2 separate regions of the Mus musculus genome follow, and region 2 is linked to region 1. A link is a loop called in an ENCODE intact Hi-C map of the cell type or tissue named here. Cell type or tissue: heart. All regions are shown on one strand. Each heading gives the region's core, and the rest is flanking DNA. Links, peaks and the distances in the headings are about the cores only. Region 1 holds the start of Phf11d (PHD finger protein 11D). Region 2 holds the start of Gm45935 (predicted gene, 45935).

What was found. Hi-C counts contacts between places; a loop is a spot of excess contacts. Peaks named below come from ENCODE experiments on the same cell type or tissue, not always from the same donor. Only the 100,000 strongest peaks of a DNase experiment are listed, where the experiment ranks them.
Region 2: it touches region 1 in a loop (6-fold over the local background); 8 of 42 quality-filtered maps call a loop at or near these places.

What each region holds. Positions count from the first base shown.
Region 1 is chr14:59,360,308-59,369,497 of GRCm38, forward strand. Phf11d (PHD finger protein 11D) reads right to left here and starts at 5,183. Exons shown (of 11, transcript NM_199015.4): 1 at 5,060-5,183; 2 at 1,427-1,548. The coding sequence starts at 5,102. In heart, for the core only: a CTCF peak has its summit at 5,068; a DNase peak (open chromatin) is centred at 5,144.
Region 2 is chr14:59,436,521-59,445,710 of GRCm38, forward strand. Gm45935 (predicted gene, 45935) reads right to left here and starts at 4,360. Exons shown (of 24, transcript NM_001320725.1): 1 at 4,067-4,360; 2 at 917-1,245. The coding sequence starts at 932. Setdb2 (SET domain, bifurcated 2) reads right to left here and starts at 4,360. Exons shown (of 14, transcript NM_001320720.1): 1 at 4,067-4,360; 2 at 917-1,245. The coding sequence starts at 932. It overlaps Cab39l (calcium binding protein 39-like), which reads left to right and starts at 4,443. Exons shown (of 11, transcript NM_026908.4): 1 at 4,443-4,498. In heart, for the core only: a CTCF peak has its summit at 4,487; a DNase peak (open chromatin) is centred at 4,421; H3K4me3 peaks cover 2,311 bases; H3K27ac peaks cover 1,329 bases.

The sequences.
Region 1 (9,190 bases), core at 878-8,877:
ATGTGGACTGTCCCTCCAGTTTCCTACAGGATCTACGTTCTGCTCCTAGCTCTAGGCCACCAGCTCACAGCTGTCTTAACTCCAGCTCCAGAGGGTTACACACACGTGTACACACACATTGAAATCTTTCTAAAATTTTACTAAATATGCATGTGTGTGCCTGTGTGTGTGCCTGTGGGTGTACCCTCTGTGATGTGTGTGTATCCTGGTGTATTTATGAGTGTATGTATCTATGTGTGTGTTCTGTGTCTGCATGTAGTAGACAGAGGTTTAATTTGGCCGTCATTCTCTACAGCTCTTTGACTATTTTCTAAGACATTTTTTTATGGAAATGAGTGTTTTGTCTGCATATATGTATGTGTATCAATTGTGTGCTGGTTTCAGCAAAGGTTAGAAGAAGGTATTGGATTCCTGGAAGTGGAGTTAACTAATAACCCTGTTTCCTGGGAACTGAGTCTGGGTCTCTCTATAGCAGCAGGTTTACCACAGAGCCATCTCTCCAGCCGCTCTCTACTTTATAGTTTGAGAGAGTTGCTCCCTAACTTGGAGAGCTCACAATTTCAGCTCACCTGGTTGGCCAGCAGGCTTCTAGAATCCTCCTGGCTGCACTCCAGCCAGGGACTGGATGCATGGGACTGCAGGCAATAAGTTCACCTGTGTCCTGGGTTCATGCTCATGTCCCCAGCACTTCACTAAATGAGCCACCAGCTTTCTAGCTCCAGATAAAGTTCTGGAGTCACATAAACTTCAACGATCTACCTGTTCATGTCACAGGAAACTCAAAAAACGAAGAGCATGAGAAACATGAGAAAAAGTTGTGACACTTTCAGAGCCAAATATTTTTTTATAAAAATGATAAATCATGATGTGAACATTAATCCTTGCATGTTGATGTCAGAGAATGGCCCTGGGAAGTGGTTCTGTTCTTCCGCCATGATTTGGAGTTAAGATCTCTCTGTGTTTCTGCTGCTCTGCTCTAGTTGCAAGCTTAGTGCATGGATAGGTTGTACTGTACCGTGATGCTGAGAGAAAAAGTTGGGCAATACTAATGTCTGATTTTGATTGTTAAGTTGTACTTATGTGAGAGAAAGTTCTTGCACACTCAAGCATACAGGACAGATGATACCTAAATTAACACAGAGCTGACAGCTCCAGGTGGCCATATGTACCATGAGTCTCAGCACTCAGGAGACTGGGGCAGATAAACCTAAATGAGCATTCCCAACTCAAAGGCCCTCTGTGCATGGAGACATGATTTATGTGATGATAATCTTCTACCAGTGATCTTCCATGGGGGCTGTGAGCCACAGTATGAGTACTGGGAACAGAACTCAGTTCCTTTGGAAGAGTATCTGGTGCTCTTAACCACTGAGCCATCGCATCAGCCCCACACATGTAGTTTTAAAATTATTTACCAGTAACTTACCAAACAGTTTTCATGAGCAACTATATTTCCTGATGGTGAAAAGTATATTTGACTCCACTCGTGGCCTTCAGGGCACAGGGCACATGTCCTTTTTTCCATCTTTTCTATGATTGGACTGTCACCTAGAAATAACATCCAGGTTAAAACAGAAAAGCATTTTGTGTCCTTGCTAGCTCCTCCAACTTAAAGGAGCAGAGGAGGCCCTGTTCTTAGGACAGAGTCTTAACTCCTGGACCAATCACGAATCAACAATCTCACCAGTGAAAAGCCGCACCTCTTGTGTGGCTCGGCCTCTGCTCAGTGCTGAGGACCAGTGAGACAAACAGAAACAGAGCAAGCCACAAGGTTGGCTATGGTGTGACTGAAAAGCTTCTAGAGGCCTTACTGAAATGAACAAAACATTTAGAAATTCTCTGATGATGTCTGAGAGCTGCACATATCTACGGGCAGAGACAGGACTGGAGAGCAAAGGTTGATTCCATGTCTGTTTAGCACAGACAGGAATAGGTGCACCTCTGGAGCCTATGAGCTTCCTTACCATGGGGTCTTGGTCAGATTTACAGCTTGAGGCATGCACTTCCTCCTGCTGGCCCTAACTCCAATTAGAAATGAGTTGGTCACCCCTATGACACGGTGTCACTCTGTGCCCAGGAACTTATCTTGCCATGCTGCTTGTCCTTGTAGCTCAGTGTTCACAGCTGTGTGAGCCTGTGGATTACTTTTCTCCCACAAGCTCCACGGCTCCTTTCAGTACCACGAGAGCTAGCCAACAGGGAAGACCTTCCTGGTTATTGCTTAGTTTCTCACTGTACTGTGCTTAACAATGTGGTGTCTTTGGCAATCAGGTCTTATGATTGGGCTCTCAACTGGTCATTGTGCAGAGAATAGATATCTGTGGAATGTTGAGACATGAATGACATAATGAAAAAATCACACTGCTTCCCCCAAGGCTCAAGGAACATGGTGGAAGACAGGATGAAAGGATGCTAAGATCCATAGAAACAGTGTCCTCTAGACATGATAGAAATACTGTGATTATAGAAAGTCAACATAAAGCTGGGCTTGGTGGCGCACACCTTTAATCCCAGCACTGGGGAGGCAGAGGCAGGTGGATATCTGAGTTCGAGGCCAGCCTGGTCTACAGAGTGAGTTCCAGGACAGCCAGGGCTATATAGAGAAACCCTGTCTCGAAAAACCAAAAAAAAAAAAAAAAAAAAAAAAAAAAAAAAAAGAAAGAAAGAAAAAAGAAACTCAACACAGCTGTGTTTGAAGCTAAGGTTGACTGCAAAAGGCCTACATAGGACCAAACCAATTAAAATTCTAACTTGCATGATGGTGGAGGTTGGGGTGGTGGGCACAGCACTCACTAGCATCTAGCCCTAATGAGGAGATCTGTCAGTTGTGGACTGTAGGGGAGGGTGTGTTGGTTTTCCTGTAGCATGTGGCCCCTTTTAGGCCTACGTGCTTCCATGGTTGAATATACACAAACACAGAGACACACACAGACACACACACAGACACACACACACAATGTTCACCACAATCTGGAGGTAAAAAACTAGTCCAGATGGAGAAATGAGCAAAAGAATAGTTGAGAAACACAAGGTAAAGACTATCAGCAAGGCAGGAGCAAGAGGAAGATCCCACTTCACACCCTGTGTGTGTACAGGATGCTAGATATACAAAGATGGAACCACATGAAGCTCAAGAAGGAAGACCAAAGTGTGGATACTTCAATCCTTCTTAGAAGGAGGAACAAAATACCCATGGAAGGAGTTACAGAGACAAAGTGTGCCACAGCAGAAACTGAAGGAAAGACCATCCAGAGACTGAAGGAAAGACCATCCAGAGACTGCCCTACCTGGGGATCCATCCCATATACAGTCACCACACCCAGACACTATTGTGGATGCCAACAAGTACATGCTGACAGGAGTCTGATATAGTTGTCTCCTGAGAGGCTCTGCCATTGCCTGACAAACACAGAGGTGGATGCTCTCAGGCCATGATTGGACTTAGCACAGGGTACCCAATAAAAGAACTAGAGAAAGGACCCAAGGAGCTGAAGGGGTTTATATCCCCATAGGAGGAACAACAATATGAATAACCAGTACCCCCAGAGCTCCCTGGGACTAAACCACCAACCAAAGAGTACATATGGAGGGACCTGTGGCTCCAGCCACATACATAGCAGAGGATAGCCTTGTCAGTCATCAGTGGGAGGAGAGGCCCTTGGTCCTGTGAAGGCTTGATGCCCTAGTATAGGGGAATGCCAGGAACAGGAAGTGGGAGTGGGTGGCTTGGTGATCAGGGGGCACTTGGAGGGGATAGGGGCCTTTTGGAGGGGGAAACCAGGAAAGGGGATAACATTTGAAATGCAAATAAAGAAAATATCTAATAGAAAAAAAAAAGGTTGGAATTCTTCACAACTGTCCCCAAGGAAGTTTTAAGGTTAATCTCAATGTGTGTGTGCGTGTGTGTGTGTGTGTGTGTGTGTGTGTGTGTGTATGTGTATGTACCCTCCACACACACACACACCAGGGTATAGAGCAATAGCTCTGTCGACAAATGCTCTTATTTGTCTTGCAGAGGACCCAGGCTCAGTCCCTAGCACCTACTTGGTGACCTATAAAAATTTCTAACTCTAGGTCCAGGAGCGATCCTTTGCCTTCTTCTTCTAAACACTAAATCACCAAGTACATGAGGAGTATACAAACATTTATGCAGAAAAGATAATCATACACAAAATAAACCTCAAGAATATACTAGTTGCAGGATGGCTATAGGCTGAAACATCTCTACCAAGTGGGGGAGGATAATGGATCCCTGGGTTGTTTCAGGGATGGAAGGATGAAAGCTTTGCCTGAAAATAGTGACTTCCCTTGAGCAGTGATCACTGCTATCCCTGTTGCTTGAAAGGCCTTTAAAGGTTTGGCATTAGTGCCTTCCTATTGTGTCTGTATTTCCTGCTTTAACCTTTGGGCCGGGTTTCTACTGGAGAAACAGGATTGGGGCAGGCCTGAAGTAGCCTGTCAACAACACCAGCGTTCAAGTTATTCCTGCTGTCCTCTGTGCATTATTTCTGTTTCTTTACCCAGATAGAACTTCCTGGCCATTCTTGATTGTTTTCTAAGATGGTTCCAGACGCCTTGTGGACCACAAAACTGACAAAAAACTGGATCATCATGCTCTTATAATAAGAGAAAAACATCTCAAGGAGATTGTCACCATGGGTGGCCCTGAAATATCAGCCTGCACAACACAAACTCTTAAGACACTGATGGCTATAAGAAACACATACCCCCAAACTGGTCCTCGGTATTCTCCATTTGCCCACAAAGACCTAGACTTCCTTTCCAGATTGCTAGCACCCCCAGTAAAGCCTCGCCTCCTTTCCCACGAGCATGTCTTGACTGTTCCCTTTACAGTGCACAGCTTCTAGAACTTTGGAGAGAAGACCCAACGTGGTGGAACAGGCTGACATAGAGATTTCATGTTCCAGAGGCTCCCAGTACCTACAGCTTTCCCAGATACTGTAAGCCCAGCTCCACCCTCAGCAACATCCTGCAGTCTCCCTGGAGGTGGGAGAGTGGGGTATGGCATGTACCTGCTGGCCATCACTCTAGTACTCACCCCTTGAGACTGGGCCACACGGTGGTGCTGTCTCTTGGGCCATGACTGGGCGCCTGTACTCCTATAAGCACGACTGAGTTTCTAGTTTCTGGTTTCCAGATTCTACTTCTAGCTCCTAGTTTCGTTTCCCGAAATGTGCATAGTGAAAGCAAAGACCTAATTGGCGGGAAGTGCATGTTGTAGCATGCTGGCAGATTTTCAACTCTGAATAGTCATTTGAAAAGTTTACTCTGCCAATGTGATGAAAACCAGGGCCTAAAATAACTTAGGGGAGGAAATGGATTATAGGACTAACAGGGTGCAGTCATCATCCAGAGAACAAGGAAGAAAGCAGGAGCAGGGAGGCTTTCTGCCTATTTCCCTGGCTCTCTAGACCTGCTGTGCAGTACAGTCCACAACCACCTGCCCCATGCTGCTGCTGCACACAGAGGCCTGCGCCTTCCTCCACAACGAGCAGTCAGGAAAATGCCACACAGGCCACTCTGATGGAGGCAAATATGGAGAAGGGTTCTCTTCCCAGGTGTGTGACATCAACAACCACAATAGCCATCAATCAGCTGGAGAAAACCCACACCAGACACCCCAACCGTGCCTGTGCTTAACTTAAGGAACAATCGGTCTGTTCTTCTGAAACTTGTAGCACATTGTTTGGTCTATGTGGGAGTATCGTTAAAGGACAAAAAATTAATAGGTCTTAGACCCAGGTGCCAGTAAGGACTTTTTATTTAGCACCCGTGGGCTACAAAGCACACAGAAATGTAGATCTTTCAGTCCCAGTGACAAAGGGAAACATTCATGTAGGCACTAACATATAGGGAATAGAATTCTAAAAAGTTCATTCTTTCGGGGGAAATCAAAGATATAGTCTAGAGGGAAGGCACTCTGCTGCAGACGAACCTCATTTGGGTCCTCGATCCACGGGTGAAACTCAGGTTCCGGTTATAGGTGATCAAGGAGTCAGCGAGAAGGGGGTGACAGACAGGACACAAGGGAGTGTGGATCTGAATGTATTTTGTCTCAAAGCGAGCACCAGTCTTATAAGTGACTTTTACACAAAACAGAGGAATGCCTACAAAGTACTGGCAGGAACCAACTGGGATAAAATTCTATGTTAATGACTGGGATCAAAAGCAGCCCCACCTAAGGTCAGCTTAATACTAGAAGTCAGGGGCGAGGGCTTCTGGCCCTTGCCATAGTTCCTAATCTAGTCCAACGTTTAGTCCGATTTCCCCCTAGGCCATTGTAAATTCCTGTGTATGGGTGTAACTCAGCTATCTATAGTTCTAAGTATCAACTCCTGTTCCTCCTTAAACCACAATCTTCCTTCTTCCCAGATAATGGTAAATTCCTGCATATGGGAATAGTGTGCCCTGAGATTTCTAACTCTTATCCAGTAAGATACTGTAAGAAAGCATGCAAGACCCTCTACATTATCGCAGGGACAAATCTGGGGCACTCTAGCTATGGGAATGCCAAATTTCCAGGAGACTAAGTTTCCGTGAACTTTTCACCTCAGGACCACGCCCAGGCTTTTCAGCCTGTCAGACAGGTCACTACTGGAGTGGATGTAGCAGCACTTAAGAGGGCCAAGGGCAGCCTGTGCCTGGCAGAAGAAAGGCAACTAAACAGGGCACCATGGATAGCCTGGGCAAAATGAAAGGGCCTAGCACAGGATGGCAAGGGCCTTGGGTAGGTCCTGGAGAAGGCCTTTCGCACACTATCAGGAAGAATAGAAAAGCAAGGCCTGTGCTTTTGAGGAAAGTCTCTAGTTTCCAAGATAAACACCAGGCAAGTGTGTGTGTGGTGGGGAACAGGCATGTGAGAGAACCGAGGCCTTGAAGGGAAGTATCACATGAATGCACATGTGTATGTGTATACACATAGTCATTGAAATAGTATTTTATACTTTCTTTTCTTTTTATTTTTTTGGTTTCGAGACAGGGTTTCTCTGTGTAGCCCTGGCTGTCCTGGAACTCACTTTGTAGACCAGGCTGGCCTCGAACTCACAAATCCGCCTACCTCTGCCTCCCGAGTGCTGGGATTAAAGGCATGCGCCATCACGCACGGCATTTTATACTTTATTACACATTACTTTGTGTGCATTTCAGTGTGTGCACATGTGTGCCATGACACATAGGGCAGTTAGACTCACTTCAGGCTAAGGTAATTCTCTTAAGGTAATTCTCTTCTATCATGGGGGTTCCAAGGTCTGATCAGGCTGTTATGCTTGACAGTAAGTATGTGCCTTTACAGGCTGAGTCATCTCTTTGGCCCATACCTAATGTCTTAAAAGATGAAGTACTATTAAAGCACAGAACAGAACAGGATTCTTGAAAGGAATCTCCTGTAACCAAAGTAACTTTGGGGCAGAGTCAGGCCAATCTCTATAAGCCATATAGTGAGACCCTGTCTCAAAAAAAAAAAAAAATCCAAAAGAATCCTAAAAGAAGAAGAGGAAACTCTTAGGAAGAAAATTAACATGGGCTGGAGAGATGGGCCAGTAGGTAGAGCGACAGTAGAGTGTACTGGCTAGTTTTGTGTCAACTTGACACACGCTGGAGTTATCACAGAGAAAGGAGCTTCAGTTGGGAAAATGCCTCCATGAGATCCAGCTGTAAGGCATTTTCTCAATTAGTGATCAAGGGGGAGGTCCCCCTGTGGGTGGTGCCATTTCTGGGCTGGTAGTCTTGGTTTTATAAGAGAGCAGGCTGAGCAAGCCAGGGGAGGCAAGTCAGTAAAGGATATCCCTCTATGGCCTCTGCATCAGCTCCTGCTTCCTGACCTGCTTGAGTTCCAGTCCTGACTTCCTTTAGTGATGAACAGCAGTATGGAAGTATAAGCTGAATAAACCCTTTCCTCCCCAACTTGCTTCTTGGTCATGATGTTTGTGCAGGAATAGAAACCCTGACTAAGACATAGACACAATTCCTGAATTCTCCTTTCATTAGAATCAGGGTGGGATGTGCATCAGTTGTCTCAGGACTTTAAAGAACAGACAGGAAAGTTGCTAGGCTTGATGGCCACCCAGTGTAGTTGAAATGCCCAGCCAGGTTCAGAAAAGACTTTCTGAACAGAACAAGTTGGAGATTGATAAAGTATACCACCCAATATCCATACTCATTCACATACACTAAAAGAAAAAAGACAGACTAGAAAAATACAGTGTAATTGTTGGGGGCAGGGCACAGATTCAGATGGAAGGTGGAAGATGGAGGGAATGCTAGAGCAGAGAATTCGAATCTGGACTCACCTTTAGTAAAAGACTCTGAGGGGAAGTGCATTCATTTGTTGCCTTAGTACAACACCAATGTATGATTGGCAACTCAGTGTTACTTCCTAATGTGCTTGTCTAATACACACAGTAACCAACAAATCTCTAATTGGTAGTAAAGCCTGGTCAACAAGAAGGACATCATGTTTGGGCCTGGAACCTAGCCAAGTATTCAGGACTAGTGAAGTCATGGATCTTAGAGAAAAACCAACAACTGTCACCTTACTAAACCAGTATAATCCCTAACTACATTGTAAATATGTGTCCTTAGACCCATAGATGAGTATAGCTCTCACCCTTCAAGGAAACTTCATTTGGAAAAGCAGATGGAGATCCTTATAGCAAACCACAACTGATAAAAATACAGTTCCAGAGCCCAGGCCCAACTAACGCATCAACACATTACAACTCCTATGAGTAAGATTCATGATGGAAGAGGCAGAAGGACAGTTAAGAGCCAGATGAACAGGAAGTCTGCTTTGAGATTCCGTCTCTTGGATTTGTCAAAGAAGCCATGAAGTCTCACCAACATAGCTGCGTAAAAACAGGCTGAACAAGGGACACCAAAGGACATGCTAGCATGGGAAGGGAAAAGCCCAGATGGCCTCAGCCCTCCACAAAGAACTACAGATAACCAAGGAGTGTGAAAGCAGAAGAAATAAATCTTCCCCACGGAAGAACACATCAGTTGGTCATCCAATAGCAACCTGGAAAACTTGTACATCTAAGTATCATTTTACAGACTAAGCACAATGTATTTCCTAAGATTTGAGTGCTTTCCGGACACTGTGGGTGCTATGATTCTGCAGGTAAAGAGCCACGACAGACAGTACTCTGTAGGAATATACGAAGGATATTTG
Region 2 (9,190 bases), core at 434-8,433, 76 kb after region 1:
TACAATGAGCTTTCACAATCACACTAAAAAGAGAAATAGACTTGGGACAGTTTTGTGTTCAAGGAAACCATTTACATTCAAAGATGAAGCTACAGGTGTGCACTATGATAAGGTAAAGCCATGTAAAAACTGCTACTTCAACATCCTTCTATAACTCCCATTTTATGTAACATCTCTGAGGTAATTTTCTAAAGAACATTTTGTCTAAGAAGGTATAAAAAGGCCAGAGAAAAGAAATAAAGTTGTTAGTTGGATAGCTTGGCTATATGTAGATATATACATATGTGTGTGTGTGTGTGTGTGTGTGTGTGTAAGTAAACATGCATGAATACTTGCGGAGTATGTAAGACAAGTTGTTAGGCCCAACAAAAATGTGAATATGTTAATGTATAAATGAAAATGTAAATGTGTGTATGAATGTATATGTTTCTGTGCATTCTGTCTGTGTAAAAGATTTTGGTTCTTTTCCTTTCTTCCTCTCTGGTTCACAAAGAGTTAACCAGCCTAGCCAGACAGGCTTCTGGCTGCTTCTCCTGAGAAAGGAACTATAGCAATAAATATTTTTACTTAATTCCCTGCTGCTAGGCCACAGGGGTTAATCACCCAAGCCAAGAGTTCTTAACCACAGAATAACAAGAAAGATTTTAGAATTTGTTAGAGGTGTCAGCAAGCATTCAGTCTACATAGAGAGCTAGAAAGCCAGAGAACACCAGTCTTCACAGCTTCCTCTACCTCCAACTCTGTGCCCCACTCACTTCAAGCCATTCCAGGCGGTGCTGGCTCCCCACACACCCAATGGGGTGGGAAGAAGAAAGAGAAATCATAGAGAGTGAAATACACACTGAAATTCAGCGATTTAGAATAAATGTATAGAAACATTTAAATACAATGTTTAAAAATTAGTTATTTGACCCACCATTTTTTTCTTCCATCTTTTGGTGTTGCTTATATAAAATTCTTCAAAATGAAGTTAATCAAAACTAAATGGGCTCCAACTGCAGTCTCTATGAAATCTGTAGTCCCCAAAGAGAGTATCTCGTTAGGCCACTTCCTAATAGTCTTTAGTATTTGAATTTGCAAATAGAAACTGTGCTTGAATAGACTTTCAGAATGACTACTAGTCCAAGAAAAACAGGCACAGCATCTTCTTCAAGGCCAGGTTGAAAGCCGGATCAGGACTACTGACAATGTCTTTTTAAAATTAAAGTTCATCCCATGTTTTGGTCCACAAATGCATGAAACACTCTGCAGCGAAAACAAAGGACAGTGCATATTTACAAAGAAAACAACTTCATCTTTAAAAATAATATAAAGCATTATGAAAAAATATACATTAACTGGAAAAAAAATCAACAGAACATCAAAATTAGGACAAGTATAGAAAAGAATAGCTCATGATCCTATCATCTATATTTAATATGTTAAAACTTGTATTACCAACCAACAAACTATCCATTTTATCTTAATATATCATAGAAACTTTTAAAAGTAGGAATAATAATGGTAATTGTCTCATATGCTGTTATGAGGATGAGATTATCACTTTGATATTTGACACATAGGAAGGATTTCATAAATGATAGCAATTATCCTCTTAGTGTATAATTTTAAAATTTTAGATTTTAGTGTATATTCTTTTTCCATGCTCACAATAGTATATTCTATTTTCTGCCCAATTACTACTATCGTTATATAAGTAAATGGCTAAATTATATACTTTGGACAATAATTCACACACTGAAGGTTTTAATACATTTAAAAAATTATTGTTATTATAAAGTTTTGTATATTTTTTTGTTACACATAATGCTTGAATAAACATTTTGTGCACTTTTCTGATATTTCCTTAGGATATATATCTAGTGATGGCAGTAATAAAATTTTTTTGAATTATCAAAGTGTTAGTCAATACCTGGTAAATTTTTCTGTCTTTTCCACATCATAAGCTTGAAGGGTGTTAGAAGGCTTTTTTTGTTGTTTTGTTTTGTTTTGTTTTTGTTTTTCAAGACAGGATTTCCCTATATAGCCTGGCTGTCCTGGAACTCACTCTATAGATCAGGCTGGCCTTGAACTCAGAAATCTGCCTGCCTCTTTCCTCCTAAGTGCTGAGATTAAAGGCGTGCACCACCACTGCCCAGCAATGTTAGAAGGCTTTAAAACACTGTATACAATCATGTTTAAAACTAAAAGGGAACTCCCAACAGATAGTCTGCGAGATCTCTATGAGGAAATGAAACTTAAGATAATGCCAATGAACATCATAACACAAAAGGATGGCAGGAAACTCCCCAAGGGGATGTGAATTCTGAAATACATGAAGAAGGTTGCATTGTGGATAAGATGTAACAAGCACACTAAACTGCTGGGATTGTGCTTAAGAGAATTAATATTTTAAAATAAATTTGAATATATTGGATCCTTGTAGGGCTAAAGAAAGGTACAATTCTGAAAAATAACCAATTAGGGATCACGGATATAAGAAATGTTCTTCAAATATACGGATTAGGTGAAAATAACACACCAGACTCATGGGAAAAGCCCCTTAGAACCCTAGAAAATCACACCTAGTAATTTATGGGGAAAATAAAGAAATGAGGTGATAATGACCAAGAATTCCTTAAAACAGGAAAGCACTCTGTTGTCCACTGAGTACCAAGTGGAATACAATTTTTCTCTTTTTCCTTTTGAGAAAGGCTCGCCTTGAACTGGTTATGATACTGAGTATAGCCTTAAACTTCTGATCCTTTTGCCTCTACCTCCTAGGCACTGGGATCAATGGCATGTGCCACCACACTGGACTTATGTAGTGCTCAGATTCCAAACCAGGGCTTTGCACAAACAAGGCACGTATTCTGACTGGGCTATGGTTCCAGCCCAGAATATGCTTGACATATACCACTAACTGTGATATGCTTCAGAACACCAAAATGTTCTTAGAAACTTGAAAATCTGTTAGCCAAAAAGAAGTATGTATCACATTGGCAATGAGACTCACCAGAAATGCAAACTGTTAAAAGGGAAACATAAGCTATACACTGTACTTCAGCCAGGCAACCTTTCCACTGTAAAATTAATACTACAGATATCCAAGTGCCACAAAGAGACATTGCCAAGCTGCCTTCCACCTTAGATTCTAGTAACTTCCACCTCAGTACACTCACTCAGCCTGACACCTCAGGAAAGGGCAGGTGGGGACAGGAGGACCAGTAGCTCAAAGCCATCCTGGTCTACTAGGCTGGACTTCCACATAGCAAACAGCAACTAAAGAAAAAGCTCTCACCAGTGTAGCTTGGAAGCTAATTTACAAAAGAAAAAAAATTGCCAAAAAAAGTTAAGGAAATTTAAAGCTTATCTTCCAAAGACAACACTAATATTTCACTGTTAGTGTACTTTTTATTTGTTTGTATGTTTTGTATTTTGAGACAACGTTTCTCTGGGTAACCCTGGCTTTCCGGGAACTCAATCCGGAGAGAACTCAAGAGATCCGCTAGTCTCTGCCTCCCCAGCCACCATCTCCCAGCTTGCCAGGAGAATTTTATTTAAATTTGGTTCTTTGCCAGTCTCAAACTTTCATCTGGCCAAACATACAGGCAACTTCATTTAGATCTAAGTTTCCTTTTTACTTGGAGGAAAAAGAAACTAAAAAAACTAAGATACCACTATCTCGTTGGTTCTTTGATAGGCATGACATAATCGGAGCGTAAGTCAGGGTCAGGCACATTTTTAACGTGTTCGTATGTTAAACAACACAACAATGGCAAAACGCCTTCTGGTGAAGAATAGAAACCTATCCTATCGTATGTGGTAGGGTATTTGGAAGAGCTAATGGTCTGTTTACCAAATCTAAGACTAAACATAAATTAATCCTCCACTTTGGTTTTCTTCACTAACATGCAAAGAACCATGTTACTACATGCCAATCATATGATCTGTCAATCATATCCCTTTCTGCAGTGACTTTATTGATCTTGGACTGTTGAGTAGTGAGTCAGTCCGTCGCTCCGAAGATACCAATCAAGTTCAACTGATAAATAATTTCATTTGTTCATGGCCAGTGTAACCTTACCTGTGGAATGGACCAGTGTCCTGAAGATCTTGTCTGTGCTCCGCTGTCTACAGCCCATGATAGCCAAATTACTCAGAAATCACCAGCCACGAAAGTGAGCGCCGCAAGACGGTGGGGGAAACGCGACTGAGAGCCCCGGCCACCCCCGCTACTGAGACAGCGGGTTGAGGCGGCCTGGCACCCCGCGCGCCTTGCACTGTCCGCACCAGAGTCTGCAGTCCCGAGGCGGCTTCACCTCAGCGGGGGAGACATCAGCCCCAAGGGAGCTCCACACAGTTTCCGCGGCCCCGCGGCGCCGGCCGGAGCGCGCGGCCTCCTGATTGGTCGGCGACTCTCTCGGTTTGTCTCGCGCGGACTGCTACGGCCAATCGGGTTCTCGGCAGCCAAGTGAGGCACTTCGCTGGAGTGGTGGCGCAGCGCTCTCTGCCCGCGGTAGGTGTGTGGCTGCGGCGAGCCTTTTCCGGCTCTGGGAGTGTGTGTGTGGAAGGAGAGTCCTCGGGGTGACAGGAGTGTTGGGAGTGAAGGGGCGACTTAACTAGCAGGGGATTCTTCTCGCCCGCCCGGAGTCTCCTCCCTGTGTTTGGGAGGCAGGCGTGGTGGTGGTGGCGGTGGCGGTGGCCCCGGCTTGGCTTTGCTGGTCATTAGAGTCTGGCGCAGGCTTTGCTTTCCTGTCTTAACCCTGATCCCTTGGTTTCCGAGAGTTGCTCAGCAGTGTTTGTGGCGCGAAGATTCCCACCGCCGACCCCTGTCATGATTAAAGGAGGCTGGCTGTAGGATTCAACACGGGAAAGCCAGTCGTGGAAGGGAGAGGGGGCTGTCTCGACCACTGGCCTCCGGGTCGATAGAGAACTTTTCTTTTTTGTCAATTGCCAGGGGCCAACTGCGGAGCCTTTGCCCTTCTCGAGAGTTCATCCTTTGACATACATGGACAGCAGGTTGTGTGAGAGTAGTTTTATTCATAAGCATGCCGCCAGCATTCATTCAATGACGTTAGAAAAAAAGAGAGAAATAAAATAAAATAAAAAGGAGAAACGGGAAGTAAACTAGTGTTTGTCATGCTCCAAATTCACTTCATGCTAGGTATACATGTAGCTCAGGCAGACCGGATCTTTCTGCCACAGGAGCGCCACACCCTTACCCCAGTTTCAAAGGTGCTGATTTTTTTTTTTTTTTGTAAATTTCTCTTTACATATTTTTAACATTATAAACTTGATTTTAAAAAAAAGTTTGCAAAAAAAAAAAAGAAAGAAAAACACATCAAAATTAACCAAACCCCAAAACAATACAACTCAAATGAATACATCTATGCAATTAAAGTTGACTTTTGGAAACGAAATTGTGAAGCTTCACATTAAATTTAACACATGTCGAATATGTTTTCTGCACCTAGTCAAAACCAACCAAACAAGAAAGCCATGACAGCTTTGTACATTTCTGGGTCTGCGATGCTATGCGGGCTGGCTTTATGGAACAGGGTATTATTTAAGGAGGGTGTTGGAGTTTGGGAAGAGCAAGACACTGTACTTTCCTCTTTCCAGTTTTCTCTTGGGGAAAAAAAAGTAGAAAAGGAAGTAGAAAGCATTCTTTTTTTTTTTATTATTTGAAAGAAGCTGCCAGATCTGAAAATCTAGCCTGTTAGAGACAAATATTTTGTGATTCACTTATAACAGTTTTGATAAACTTAACACCAGTATCTTCACTTTTTATTTTATTTCAAGGTTGAATAACTTAAGTTATTCAAGGTTAATTGGTTTGTTTTTTTGTTTGTTTGTTTGTTTTTTTGTTTTGTGTGTGTGTGTGTGTGTGTGTGTGTGTTCTTTGTGGGTTGGTTTTTTTTTTTTTTTTGGTTTTTCGAGACAGGGTTTCTCAGTGTAGCCCTGGCTGTCCTGGAACTCACTTTGTAGACCAGGCTGGCCTCGAACTCAGAAATCTACCTGCCTCTGCCTCCCGAGTGCTAGGATTAAAGCTGTGCGCAAGGTTAATTGGTGATTCCGCTGAGTTGACAATAAAGGAGGGGGATATTTTGTGACAGAAAGAACCAAACACAAACAGTGCACACACAAAAAATTGACTTTCTTACTTTACTTTTTTTTTTTTTTTTTTTTTTTTGACTTTTCAGGGTTTTTAATAGTCACATGCAGAGGTCTGGTTCATTTCAGCTCCTTCACTGCCAAACCTGGGGGTAGGGACTGCTTCAGCTTCTCTGCCTTCTCCTTGTCTGTGATAACCAGGGTCTTACTTTACTTTTTAAAGTCACAGCCCATACTAAATTTTTCTCAAACAGAAAGGGTGATTAGTCATACTTGAGTATGAGTTGGTGATCACAGTTTGTATTACTGTTACTGGTCCATAAACCCACTGACTTAATTTTCCTGTTTTCAAAAGAATTAAGAAACAGTTTGGTAAAGGGAAGTGTGTTTATTTCTAGATTAGCTGATAGCAGTGGTGGGAGAACAGTCTAAATTCCTCCTTGCTATGCCAGTGGTCTTCTTAATTTGCAGAAAGGTTTGGGATAAAGGTTAGAGCATGTGAAAATTGAGGTATAAGACAGGTCTTTAAAATGTTAAGATTTCATTGATGACTGTCACCAAAAGCATTGGTCATTTTGACCTTTAGACTTGTAAGTATTTTTAGTTGCACTGTTTATCCCCATAATGAATTTATATTGATTGAAACCAGAAAGTAAATGGTAAATGTACCAAGTTAAAAATACAGTGTACACGAAAAACCAAAAAAAAAAAAAATACAGTATACAAATTCAAATTGTCCCTCAAATGATATTTTATATGATCAATTCTTATTAAGGTATCTCTAGCCCTTTAAAAATAATTTTAAAGGGCTGAGAGTCTGGCTCATTGGTATATCATGTACTGAGCACGCAAGAGAATCCTGGGTTCAATACTCAGCACACAATTAATTAAAATGTCATGGGAACCCCCATAAATTAGTGTGATTTACATGGTGGGCTATTTGGATTGTTTAGGTTAAAAAAAAAGTTTTAGGAGCATATATATCATCTCTCCCTCCTTCTCTCACAGCGCTTAGGGTCAAGGTCAGGGCCTTGTGCATGCTAGGCAAGCACCTGGTCTCTCTTCCTCATCCTAGCTCTATTTGCCTCCTGTCCCTTTAGATACTAGGGATTAAATATAGGGCTTCCTGGGAAGTCTTTGTTGTCCTTGTTGCTGGTTTACTTTGCCACTTTCACCAAGTAGCTCCACCTTAGGAGCTGATTTAGCTACCTTATATCATGCTATGTATATATGCGGCATTCCTAAATGGAAAGGTAAAATTTATTTTGCTAGAGGAAAAATATTGGCGAGTGGTAATAGCTGAATTTTGTGCCTTAGTATATTTCAAGTTATTTTTTATATGGTCACACCAATTCATGTAATATTGCCACTACTTTTGTCACTATTCCTGATGATTCTCTAAGGCTCTTGATTGGGCATAGAGTGGGGTAGATGGGTAGAATTTATCCCTCTCAAATATAATGTGCATAGCCTTTTATTTATCTGTGGACACAGAACTTTGTACTTTTGTGCTGCAGCAGAGGTTACCACTACTAACAAGTACATTCTTTGAAAGTAATTGGTGCTGTTACTTAATCCAGGTCTGGCTGCTCCCCAGTGATTCAGGACAGGAAAAAGATTTGGAAAGAGAGAAATCAAAGAAGGTGGGAAACTTCTACCAGCAAAGACCAATTAGTAAAGAATTTGAGTGCAAAGAGCTTTCTTTTCTAGAGAGGTAAGGGAGAAGCAAAGGGCAGTGAGTCTTCATGCTGAGTGGGCTCCAACACCCAGAGCCTGTGTTTTGTTGTCTTTCTACTGGAGTAGCCTTGAGGCACTGATCATCAGCTTTTGTCTTCTAAGGTAAAAAGAAAAAGAGAGAGAGAGAGAGAGAAAAAAAAAACAGCCCACATGATTTCTGAGACAGTTAAGATTATTTTATTTTCAGTCAGAGAATAAGATTAGCAAATCCCTGGTCTATACTGTGATATCATCCAAAGATTCAGATGTCCTTGGGTTCTGTAAATTTTAGGATGCTGGTCTTAAGACCTGAGAAATGGCTCCGTTGGGTAAGGTGACTGCTACTAAGCTCAAGAACCTGTGTTCAATCCCAGCATCCACATGGTGGAAGGAGAGATATAGTTCCCACAAGTTAACCTTCCACACACACAGACAGACAGACACACACACTCAATAAATGTTTTTTGTTTGTTTGTGTGTTTAACTCTGTGCCTGTAAAAAGAACTATGTCAAATACTATAATACCATTTGAATTTTTCAATAAAAAGATACTTAAGATACTTAAGTTCATTTTCCCAAGAATAACTAACCTTATCAAACTGAGTGAGTTAGGTCATACCTATAATCCCAGAGTGAGAGTTAAGAATTCTCTAACCTGGGTCATATAATAAGACTTAAAACAATAAAAATTGAAAGAAAAAAAAAAGCTTATGTTCCTGGAGGAAAATAGCAAAATATAACAGTTTGAACCTATTAGGTTGTTGAACTAGTGGAAAATTAATCAAACAGAATCTCACTATGTAGCCTAGGCTGGCAGCTTGCTGAGAACTGGCATTATTGATATGTATCACTGTGTCCAGTGATATTTGCTTTGGTTTGTTTACTTGTTTTGTTTATGAGACTCAGTGTTACTGTATATCCAGGCTAGTTTGGGACGTGAGAGTGTCTCTGCCTGACGCATGCTGGTACTGAAGTCTATACTAACAAATCTGACCAACTAAGATGAAGTGAAGCTGCAGAGTTTCCATATCCTTGGGTTATAGTGCCAAACTGCCTCCTGAAAATGTTAGCAGGGTTCATTCAATCACAGTTAAGCCAGTGGGATTTTCTTCAGAGGAAATACCTCTTACTGAGAGTAATGATGAACTTTATATTTGATGAATGTTTGCTCATTAAGTATATCTCAAGTAAAGCAAAAAGCTTTCTGGGGAGGTATAACGAACTCAGGCCCAGAAAAGCTGGTCTTTGTAATTTGATTGCACAGTTTTTAGGAATGGACTTTGTACTTGACAACATTGTGTTGTGTCAAAAGGTTGGACACACTAGTGCAGGAAGTCTGTATCTTCATAGTCTGTTCCTTTGCTGCAAGTACATAACA